2 separate regions of the Homo sapiens genome follow, and region 2 is linked to region 1. Evidence: read pairs that join two places in POLR2A ChIA-PET (ENCODE). Cell type or tissue: MCF 10A. All regions are shown on one strand. Each heading gives the region's core, and the rest is flanking DNA. Links, peaks and the distances in the headings are about the cores only. Region 1 has its middle 53 kb from the start of MIR5003. Region 2 overlaps DUSP1 (dual specificity phosphatase 1).

The links. ChIA-PET counts read pairs that join two places held together with the same protein. Peaks named below come from ENCODE experiments on the same cell type or tissue, not always from the same donor. Only the 100,000 strongest peaks of a DNase experiment are listed, where the experiment ranks them.
Region 2: POLR2A ChIA-PET joins it to region 1 with 14 read pairs; 32 of 35 experiments call an interaction of 5 or more read pairs at or near these places.

What each region holds. Positions count from the first base shown.
Region 1 is chr5:172,712,695-172,718,062 of GRCh38, reverse strand. No RefSeq gene overlaps it. Among named protein-coding and RNA genes, the nearest start is that of MIR5003, 53 kb to the right of the region's middle. RefSeq lists enhancers at 2,846-3,451, 4,667-5,274. In MCF 10A, for the core only: CTCF peaks have their summits at 1,104 (motif pointing left), 3,192 and 4,863 (motif pointing left); DNase peaks (open chromatin) are centred at 1,052, 3,072 and 4,842.
Region 2 is chr5:172,762,838-172,768,205 of GRCh38, reverse strand. DUSP1 (dual specificity phosphatase 1) reads left to right here. Exons shown (of 4, transcript NM_004417.4): 4 at 1-110. It also overlaps the pseudogene LOC401218. Among named protein-coding and RNA genes, the nearest start is that of DUSP1, 5.7 kb to the left of the region's middle. RefSeq lists a silencer at 77-269 and an enhancer at 2,573-2,792. In MCF 10A, for the core only: no CTCF peak of the experiment used is centred there; DNase peaks (open chromatin) are centred at 545, 1,425, 1,915 and 2,685.

The DNA of each region.
Region 1 (5,368 bases), core at 313-5,312:
TCTGGGCACAGGGGGCCACCTGCCCAAATGGGGAAGACCTGGGTTCAGGTCTCAGGGTTGCCAATCCCCGACTGTGACCTTGGGCAGGTCACCTCCCCTCTTGGATGCCAGTTGCATGACCTCTAGAATCCTCCTGATGGTGACAATGTACCTAAAATAGCATAAAGCAGCCCAGCCCACCGAGGACGTGCCAAATGCATGCCCACTCTCACTGAGCATTCTCTCTTCCTTCTTCCACCAGTGGCCCTGGGAACTCCCAGGGCCCCTGAAAACACTGTTGGCTGCGGTCCCTTCTGCAGTTTCCCCACCTATAAAATGGGACAATGCCAGTGCCTGGCACCTAGTAAGTGCTCAGTAAGCATTAGTGGTGGCTGTGGTTGCTGCAGCAGTTGACCGGCCCTTTAGTCTGTACCTCGCAGACCCGCTTCTGATTCTGGCCACATCTGCCCCCACCCGACTGCTTCCTCTTGTCTCTTCTCCCTGATATGCTGGGCTGCGTGTCCGAGGGTCCTTGCTCCGGCGGCCCCCTCCACACCGGCCCTTCCCTCTGACCACCTCCCGCCTTCTCCTCACCCCAGCTCCTCCGTCCCTCTATCCCACCACCCTGTTGTATTTTCTCCCGATGCTTGCCAGGATCTGAAAGCATCTTTTTTTTTCTTCTTTCTCTTGTTTATTTCTGTGTCCTCACGTAGTTTGGAGGTTCCAGAGGGCACAGCCTTTCAAAGGTCTTCTTCCCTGGGCATCTCCAGTTCATCGTACAGAGCCCAGCACACAGTAGGTGCACAGTGCCTATTTGTAAGAAGGAAGGAAGGAAGAAACGAAGGGAGGGAGGAGGCAGGAGAGACAAAGGGAGGGAGAGAAAGGCAGTGGAGGCCTGTTGGGGAGGGCGGGGTGGCTGGTGGGGAGGAGCCCCAGGTCCGCAGCCCCAGTGGTGGACCTGAGAACATTGTTGGGGTGTTCAGGAAGCATCTGCCCAGGGAATTAACAGAGCTGGAAACCATCCGGGCGTCTAAGTTTGGCTTCTTCCCGATGATGTGAAGACCATGCTTAGCGCTCTCTTGGGAGCCGACAAGGGGGTCTCTAGCGCCACCTTCCGGGCATCCGGGAAATGTCCGTACAGTCCCACCAAGGCCCACCTGCCGCCTCGACATTCATAAATAAACGCCAACAATGACAGCGACAGCAACAACAGCTCCGCTTTATTAAATGGTTACTCTGCGTCAGACAGCGTACCAGGTACTTGAAAGATATGATGTCCTAACCTCCAGACCCCTTGAAATGCGGCTGGTTATTACCCTCATTTATTTACGCAGACAGATGAGGAAACTGAGACTCAGAGAAAAAGAACCGCTCAGCCCAGGTCGCATAACCAGTGAGTGGCAGGTCTGGATTCTAACTCAGGTCTCTCTGGCCCCAAAGTGCAGAGCCCCAAAGGGCTGAGCCGTGCTCTGGAGAAAGGCAGAGAGGGAAAGGGAGGGTGGGCAGGGCTGGGGCTGAGGGCACAGCAGGCTCCCAGGAAGGCCCCTAGCGGTCACTCCCTTGCAGGGACTATGCTGTCCCAAGGCCTTGCTCTGAGCCCTCCTCAGGACCCCTCCCAGCCTCCCTGAGCATGAGCTCCTTCATCCAATGTCACAGTTGGGGGAACTGAGGCGCACAGGGTGGAGACCCTGGAGAGGTCACCTCCCCTCTTGGATGTCAGTTTCATTACCTCTAGAATCTTCCTGATGGTGATAATATACCTAAAATCTCATCGAGCAGCCCAGCCCACCTAGGACGTGCCAAATAAATGCCCACTCTCGCCATGCATTCTCTCCTGTGTCTCACCTTCTGCCTTCCTGGCAGTGCTGGGCAGAGGAGAGCGTGACTCCAGGCCCTGGCCTGGTGCTCTGGGTGATGCAGGGGGTCGACTGGAGTAGGGAAGGCAGACATTCGCACAGGTCTCCATGGCCTATGTCAACCCTCTCAAGTTTGGGGGCCTGTGGGTGAGGTTGGCAGAGCGGGCTGGGAGGCCCTCTGTGGGACAGGTCCTGTGGTGTGTGCTTGCCAGGCAGAGGGCCCTGTCTGCCACTGTTCGGAAGTCTGGTTACTGGAGAACGTGTTGCTGAAGTCAGAAAGCCCAGCGGTCTTTCCCCACCCCACCACTTTCTAGCGCAGTGATCCAGAGCCTCTGTCAAGGATCTTGAACTGCCTTCACCTCACTGAGCCTCAGGTTATCCCTCTGTAAAATGGGAGTCGCAGTCCTGATCTTTTCAGGCTCACCTGAGAGAGCAAACACATACACAAAGTCCTGAGCCCACTCTAACTGCTTGATAAATAAGATTTTGAAGGACCCCACAGACACATACCGGCCATGCCTCAACGCCTCTTCGATGCTGAGAAGCAGATGTTGTGTGATGCCGCTGTAGAATTGGGGAAACTGAGTCACCAGCCAGGAAGTGCCTGGGCTCAGGCTTCAGCCTGAGTCACAGCCCTAGTGCTGGGAAATCTCCTAGCAGCCACCTCTGGACATGCTTTGTGCCTCTGTCTACGAGCATCCTCTCCTCCCGGCCCCTCTCACTCCCTGGCCCACCAGCCAGGGGGATGCTGGCCAGAGCCCACCACAGCCTGGGCAGGCTTCATCCCTAGAATGAAGCACAAAGTAGGAGCTTACTACGCATCTGATGAGTGGGTGATGCTCTGAGATACACATTTTTAATCCTGCTTTACAGGTGGGGGATTTGGAGGGGCGTGGTGATTTGCCCAAGGCCAAACAGCTATGCTGGGGAAGGACCCTGAGCTTGGTGCCCATGGTGGCCACCAGAGAAAGCTCTGGGTGTCTGAACTCCCTCTGGGCCGGCTGTCCAGGGTCACTCTCCCAGATCAGACCTGGGATCAAAGGTGGCTCAGCAGGAAGCCCTTCCCATCCCACTTCCCCAGAACTAGGACAAGCTTTGACGTCAACACGTCCACATTCCTGCCCTGCAGCCCTGGGGCTGGGGCACTGAATTTCCTCCCTCCAGCGCTGGCATCACAAACAGGAAGCTGGGTCATGTGTGCAGGGCCAGGCCAAAGGCCTCGGGAGAAGGAGGAGGGGGCTAGTGTCCAATCCGGGCGTCAGTTCCCTTCCTGGGGCACCCAGGAGTGGGGATTGGAGGGAGTCCTGTAACACTGTGCCCACGGAGCCATGCTGTTCCTAAAGCTGCCTATAGAGGGCCTTCACAGACTGCTCTCCTCAGCTGGCTCCCACCAACTGGGGCCAATCTCACCGATTGACAGTAACAGCTATCAGGGATGGGGCCCTTCCGCCATGGACTTTACATGAGGTCTCTCATCTGATGCTCGTGAACACTACTCCCCTTATCTTCCTTTGACAGATGAGGCCACTGAGGCATTGGCAGGTTATGTCTGTTGTACAAAGTCCTGCAGCCGTGGGGATGGGGCAGGGTAGGAATTTGGACCCAGGCGGTCTGGCCCAGAGCTGGTGCCAGGAGCCCACCAGGGACAGCCTTCTCATCAGCTCAGACCCTCAGGTGCAATGTTGGAACATGCAAATCTGATTATCTTGCCTGCCTGGGATAATGCCTTTGCCCCAGGGACAAAATCTGTGCTCTGAGGATGGCATTCATTGCCAGTGATCTGCGGCTGGTCCCACCCCCAAGACCCATTTCCTGCTCTGAATGTCCCAAGCCACCTCCGATTCTCTAAACCACTCTCATTTTCTTTTTTTTCATAATGACCGTCTTCTATTCGGGAGCAGTCCAAGGATCAAAGGAGGGACAGGGTTTGTATTAGGTCACAGATGTGTTAGAATTCACACCTGGCTCTGGCTGGTCCAAAACCTCCAGAGCCTGCAGTTCTCCAATGTTAGGATGCAGAGGAATGGCTGGGGACCGGTTCAGATGGCAGCTGTCCAGGCCCCCTCCGGGGGAGGCAGGGGAGGGTCCTGGGAACCTGCATGGCCAGTGCTTGCCAACCCTCTGCAGCCCTCGGGCTGTCTGTTGGGACTTGAGTGGGCACAGAAGGTGCAAGGTATCTTCTGGGGCTTTTCCACCTGGTGGGCCCTGCCCACCCAGGGGGCTCTGGGCAGCCTGGGACACTGGCCTCACCTCTCCCATGGAGCAGCCTCACCTCTCACTCCCCTCCCTCAGGGTCCCGCCTCACTGTCCTCACAGTTGTGTTGCCCAGGCCCGAGAAAGGGCTGGTGCAGACCAGAGGTTCTCATACTTGACTGCACATCAGAATGTTCTGGAGTGCTTTTAGCCACAGGTTGCTGGGCTCAATCCCAGAGTCTCTAAATCAGGAGGTCTGGGTGGACAGGAGCTGCTGCTGCTCCAGGTACCACACTGTGAGAACCACTCATGTGGAGGCAGCTAGATGCAGGGGTGGCCAGTAGGCAGGCAAGGGGTGGGAAGGCATCACCAAGCTCCACTGGGTACAGCTGTGCCTCAGTTTCCCCAAGTGCAGACATGGAGAACAGCAATGCCTACCTACCTATGGGAGTTGCCAGGATTGTAGGCATGTGAGAGTAGGGGACCAGTATTTGTTTTTCTTTCCCACTTAGAAGTCCCCTTTCAGGCTGGCTCCATCCACGAATGTTTGCTGTGCAAACACATCCCTTCCTACCTCAGGCCCTTGGGCTCAGTTCCTACCGGGCAGCAAGGATTTCTGCCATCCCCCTGAGAGGCAGGGTGTCTGCTGGTCACAGCTGAGAAGCTGCCGGGGAAGGAGTCAAACCAGGCCTTAGTCTTTATTTGTCCACAGTGTTTTTCAGGGAGGCCACGGCGCCCACCCACTGGGCACCCGGCCCCTTCCCCTTGCTGGGGAACCCCCCTGGAGTCCACGCATCAGGCGGGCCATTTCCCGGGTTTTGGCGCCCTCTGGCGGTCAGCGAACGAAGGAACAAAGGCGAGGAAGGCAGAGAGCCTGACCCCAGGGCTTTGCAGCCCCCCATCTGCGGGGATGCATTCATTTCTTTATTCACCCATCCATTCCACAAACATTCAGTGCCACTGGGATAGGCACCGGGGACCACAATGGACGAAGCTAGACACGATGGCTGCTCTGGCCACATTCATAGTCCATCAGGAAACATATTCACGCGCCTGCACAGATGTATTAATACAGCCTTTGTTAGAAATGCGTGGAGGAAAAATTCAGGGTGCATGAAAGCATATACCCGAGGGACTGCCCGGTGGCCCAGGCAGCCAAGGACCCTGGGGGAGAGGGTTGATTGGAAGTTATGAGCAGGGGATGGGGCGAGGTTTCCTAGAGCACACAGCATGTGCAAAGGCCCTGGGCAGGGAGGAAGTCTGGTGAGTGTGAAAGCCAGAGACGCTGGATGGGAGGAGGCAGCTGTGGAACAATGTCTGGGAGGCCAGCAGGCCTGATT
Region 2 (5,368 bases), core at 68-5,067, 50 kb before region 1:
GCTGATTATTTATGACCTGAAATAATATATTTCTTCTTCTAAGAAGACATTTTGTTACATAAGGATGACTTTTTTATACAATGGAATAAATTATGGCATTTCTATTGAAATTTCAACGCTTTTATTTCTTTGGCAACCACACCCAATCCCTCTCCCACTAGTGAACTAGGGAAGAATTTCGACAAGGGCCTGCAGAATGTGTTGAGATCTGATCCCATGCCCTGTGGTGGCCCGTTGGTCCCATGAAATGGCTGGGTTGCAAGGGAGGAAGACAAGTGAGTATCATGAAACACCGGACGCTACAGCTGAACTCTTAGTATTGGATCAGTGTGTCTGCCCATGCCCATTTTAGCGGCTCTGTAACCTACCATGTCACCCAGGATGCCAAGGTGTCCCCAGAGCCAAAGCTAGGAGGAAATAGCCACTTGTCTGGATTGCCTTCTTCATTTAATACCCTCCTCAGGTTAATATAAAAAGTCGCCTTCCCATCTCTGAGCTGTGCTGGAGTTATGAGGAGACAAAAGTTTTTCCAAACACATGACATAAGGCAGGTGTGTGCTACCTGCCCCTAGAGAAACTCAGCAAGGCCTTTTGCAAATGAGATGCTGAGACCCAGCATGGCTAAGTGGCAGAAATAGGAGAATTGGAATCTACATCTGTTTCAGACTTTCACTTGCCCGTCTCATGGCTTTTTTTTTTTTTTTTTTTTAGACGGAGTCTCACTCTGTCACCCAGGCTGGAGTGTACTGGTGTGAGCTCGGCTCACTGCAACCTCCGCCTGCCAGGTTCAAGCCATTCTCCTGCCTCAGCTTCCTAAGTAGCTGGGATTACGGGTGCGCGTCACCATGCCCGGCTAATTTTTGTATTTTTAGTAGAGATGGGGGTTTCACCATGTTGGCCAGGCTGGTCTCGAACTCCTGACCTATCTTTTTGCTTTTAAAAAGGCTTTTGTTTTTGTGAAAATTTAAATACATTGGCAAAAAAAAAAAAAAAGAAAGAAAAAAAATCCAAGCACTATAAGCAAATACCATGTAAAGAAATCACCCGCAACAGCCCATCCCCAACCTGACCATTGCTAACATTGTGGAGGACATTCACGCTGGCATTTCTGCATATAGACATGGCATTTTTGGTAGTTGCCTCCTTCATGTCACCTGCTGCTCTGATTTCATAGTTTTGTTGAGATAAGCAATTAAACCTGACTTGTTCTAGGATAATATTCTGAATTTGTACTCCTTTGCCAAGCAGGCAAAAAACAGAAGAGATGTAATTGCTACCAATCCATAATCCAGTCTATAATGTTGCGTTAAGAAACAGCGAAGCTCTTGGATTACTGGCCCCTTAGCGCCCCACCCCACTCTTTGTTTCTGGACAAAGTGCTATGGGAAGCAGAAAAGGAAATATCCCATTCGCCTTATCCATGAGCACCCTGTGCTATGGTTCTGGTCCTGTCCTGTTGTTCAAGGTCTTTACGCAGAATCAGTGTCCTTGACTTTGCCCCTGTGGCTCACTGTCTGCCACTTGACTCCCAGGGTCTGAAAGATCCCTGTGTTCTAAGTTCTAAGAACTTACCCTGGGCTGGCAAGCTCATTTCCTCAGCTGGGTTTCCGATTACAAGTATGTTCATGCCTATCAAAACAAATCGTACCCAGTGTTTTTATCAAAGCCTAGAAATTTACTATTGTAAATATCTCTCTCCGTGGAAATGTACCAGCGACATCGAGTCTGTGACAGATGCCATGGCTGACTTCCCCGTGGGCTAGGGCCTTCGCTTTCTGCTTGGCAGGCACTGGCTGAACCAAAATTAATCTCCAGTGTGATCCACGCAGTGGAAAAATACAGCGGCTGCCTAAGGGAGCCGCCAGTGAAAACAAGTCACTCACTTCTCCCGGCTCAAGCCACTCTGCCTCATGCCAGCCCTGAGAGCCAGGAATGATGACCCCTGATCCCCATGTACCGGAGTCACTGTGTTCAGACCCTCCAGAAAAATCTCATATTTGGCCTCAGACTGCTTTCCTTGGGAAAAAATTAATACCTCGTGATGAAAGATACTTAAAGTCTATTAATGTGTTTCCCAGGAAGAGATTGAAATAAGACTTTTAATACTGATAATGTGGCAATGATGGTTGCCAGTTTTAGAGTGAGCACTGTGTGCCAGGTACTGCTAAGGTTAAGTAACCTTTGACAGCAATACCCATTTTACAGAGGACAAAACTGAGGCTCACTTGTGAGAAAGACATGGGCTGATGAATGTAAAGTGCCTGGCACACAGTGGGCCGTGGAGAAATGTTTCCATCCCCTTGTCTCTGTCCTAATGGCTTCTGGCAGTTCTTCTGGCTCAGTTTTCCCACCCCGTAAAATGACCAATTTGCACTGGATCTGAGTACTGTTCTTCCCATCTCTCTAATTCTGGGATGTAGAAAATGCATCAATGCATACATTATGCTTTTCTGTGGTTTCCAGGCACCCATTATTTCATTATAATACCTCTAACACTCCCCCTCCCCCACCTCCACCGCATCCTCTCCTTGGAATTTTGCAAATCGTAGCTAATTTGCTTTGGACTTGCAGCCTCTGGCGTCCCTTTCCCTCCCTCCCCTGGCCCGTCAGAGGATGACATCATTGTGTGTACACCTTTAAGATTATATAAATCTGTGATCCTACAGTGGCCTCCATCCCCATGGTAACGCGGAGGAGTTTCCCTTTTGTGAGGAAAGCTGTCATGTCACTTCCTGCTGCTGACAAATCAGTTTAGGAGATTAAAATAAAGGGGGGCGGGGTGCCTCTGAGAAGTGCTGGCTGCCGTGGTTTCTGGTTGCCATACACAGAGGCAAACAATGCCGCTGCGGCCCCTCCCCGCGCCCGCCGGGTGGATCCAGGTCAACCCGGGCTGTTTTTCTCTGCAGGTTGCTTTCTGGAGAGCAGGTGGGAGGGCTGCTCACCTCGTTTCCAGAGCTCTGCGGGGTGAGCCTGTTTGAGAACAGCCTGTAGGTGCAGACCAGCAGCCCTGCTCCCCTCTGCCCACCGAGGAGGTGTCTTCCACCCCGTGGAGAACAAAGGGTGTGCTCTCTGCTAGCGCCACAGTGGACAAAACTGCTCTGCCAAGGAAGATAAGCTCATAGCCACCTTTTCCTTGAATGTGGCTTTTAAAGCTAGGCAGGAGGCCCACGCATTCATTCACTCATTCGTTCATTCATTCATTCATTCATGTGTTCAACAAATATTGATAAGTATAGTCTCAGGGGATACTTTGGTGCAAGACAAAATTCCTACTTATAAGTAGCTAAAATTACTTTTGCTATTTTCGCTAAACAGCAAAAGTAATTTTACTTTGTCACTTGCCGTCTCATGGCACTATATATGGGTGGGTTATAGAAATAAGATAATCACAAAATAAGATAAGGATGAAGGCTATGAAGGCAGGATAAACTAAGACCTGAATGATATAACCCAGTTGCCCATTTGAGAGGTGAACTGGAAAGAGGGCTCCAAGGCCAGGAGAGCAGCAAAGACCTGATGTTTGAGAGGTATGTTTGTGGACCAGTGGATACAGCGTGTGAATTGGAGTTGGCTAGACCTGCGTTCAAGTCCTGACTCTGCCACCTGTTAGTGGTGTGTAAGCTATCAAACTCTTTTTTTTTTTTTTTTTTGAGATGGACGCTTGCTCTGCCGCTAGGCTGGAGTGCAGTGGCGCAATCTCAGCTCACTGCAACCTCCGACTCCCTGGTTCAAGCGATTCTCCTGACTCAGCCTCCTGAGTAGCTGGGATTACAGGCACGCACCACCACGCCCAGCTAATTTTTGTATTTTTAGTAGAGACAGGGTTTCACCAGGTTGGCCAGGATGGTCTCGATCTCCTGACCTTGTGATCCACCCGCCTGGGCCTCCTAAAGTACTAGGATTACAGGCATGAGCCACGGCGCCCGGCCTGCTATCAAACTCTTTAACCTCTGTTTTCCCAATCTGTAATACGGCCCAGTAATATTCTCTTGTGACTCAGCTGCTCCCTATTCTGTCCCTCAAGCATGAGCGCCCCTCCGGAGTGGCTCTGGAGCGCTCCGGAGGGGCGCTCGTGCTTGAGCGCCCACAAAAGTGGGCTGCCTCACCAAAGTGACACCCTGGGCGCGCATCAGACAACGCTTTACTCTAGGCCATCAGAGCTTTGGAGCAGTGGCCTCTGTTCTAAGCCCATCTAGCCCTGCTCCACTAACCTGGGGCAAGCTGCTTCCCCTTTCGGGGCCTCGTACCCTCATGTGTAAGAAGAACCTGCGGTGAACCTCATCTATTCTCCTCTCCCACCCATCTGCCAGTGCTAAGTCCCTTCCATACCCAAACTTGGGAGGGTCCTGGAATCCCCAGGGTTCCTGAAGGCTGGTTCAGGGAGACAAAGTGGGAAGGAAATAGACACTTTCTGGGAAGAGGCAGTGAGGGATCCTGGACCTTCAGAAGGTCGGTTGGTGTTATGGAGATGTGACTGGTTCTTGCAGGGATGGGTTCCCCTACAAGGGCCGGGGGGGGACTGCATACTTCTGACCCCTGGGCCCTCCTTCCCTCCCAGCCTGCACAGCCCTCTGCAGTGGAGCACACTGCAAAGATGGGATTTAAAAGTTTCACCAAGATTGACACCAATCATTCACTCATCCAATAAACATATTTTAAGTACCCATGGTTTGTAAAACACTCAGTAGATGTGAAAATCATACCACCAAAGGAAATTTTGAGATTCTGTTCCAAATACCTGGGACAAAACTGATAGGTCCAACTAGTTAGTGTCTGTATGACTTTGAGTGGATTATTTCTCCTCTCAAACCCTCAGTTTTGACATCTCTAAAAAGGGAGTTGGACCCTCGTGTGGGGTGGGGCGGAGGAGTGGCGAGCACCCCCCCCCCGCTCTGCTGGCCTCTGCGCGCAAAGCAGCCTCTCCTTCCGCCGGGGCCGCCGGGCCTCATGGAAGCCCCGGAGGGCGGCGGAGGGGGGCCTGCAGCGCGGGGCCCCGAGGGGCAACCGGCGCCCGAAGCCAGGGTGCACTTCCGAGTGGCGAGGTTCATCATGGAGGCAGGTGTCAAGCTAGGGATGAGGTCCATTCCCATTGCCACTGCTTGCACCATTTACCATAAGTTCTTTTGCAATACCAACCTGGACGCTTATGACCCTTACCTGATTGCCGTGTCTTCCATTTACTTGGCCGGCAAAGCGGAAAAGCAGCACCTGCGGACTCATGACATCATCAATGTGTCCAACAGGTACTTTAACCCGAGCGGTGAGCCCCTGGAATTGGAATCCCGCTTCTGGGAGCTCCGGGACAGCATTGTGCAGTGTGAGCTTCTCATGCTGAGAGTTCTGCGCTTCCAGGTCTCCTTCCAGCTTC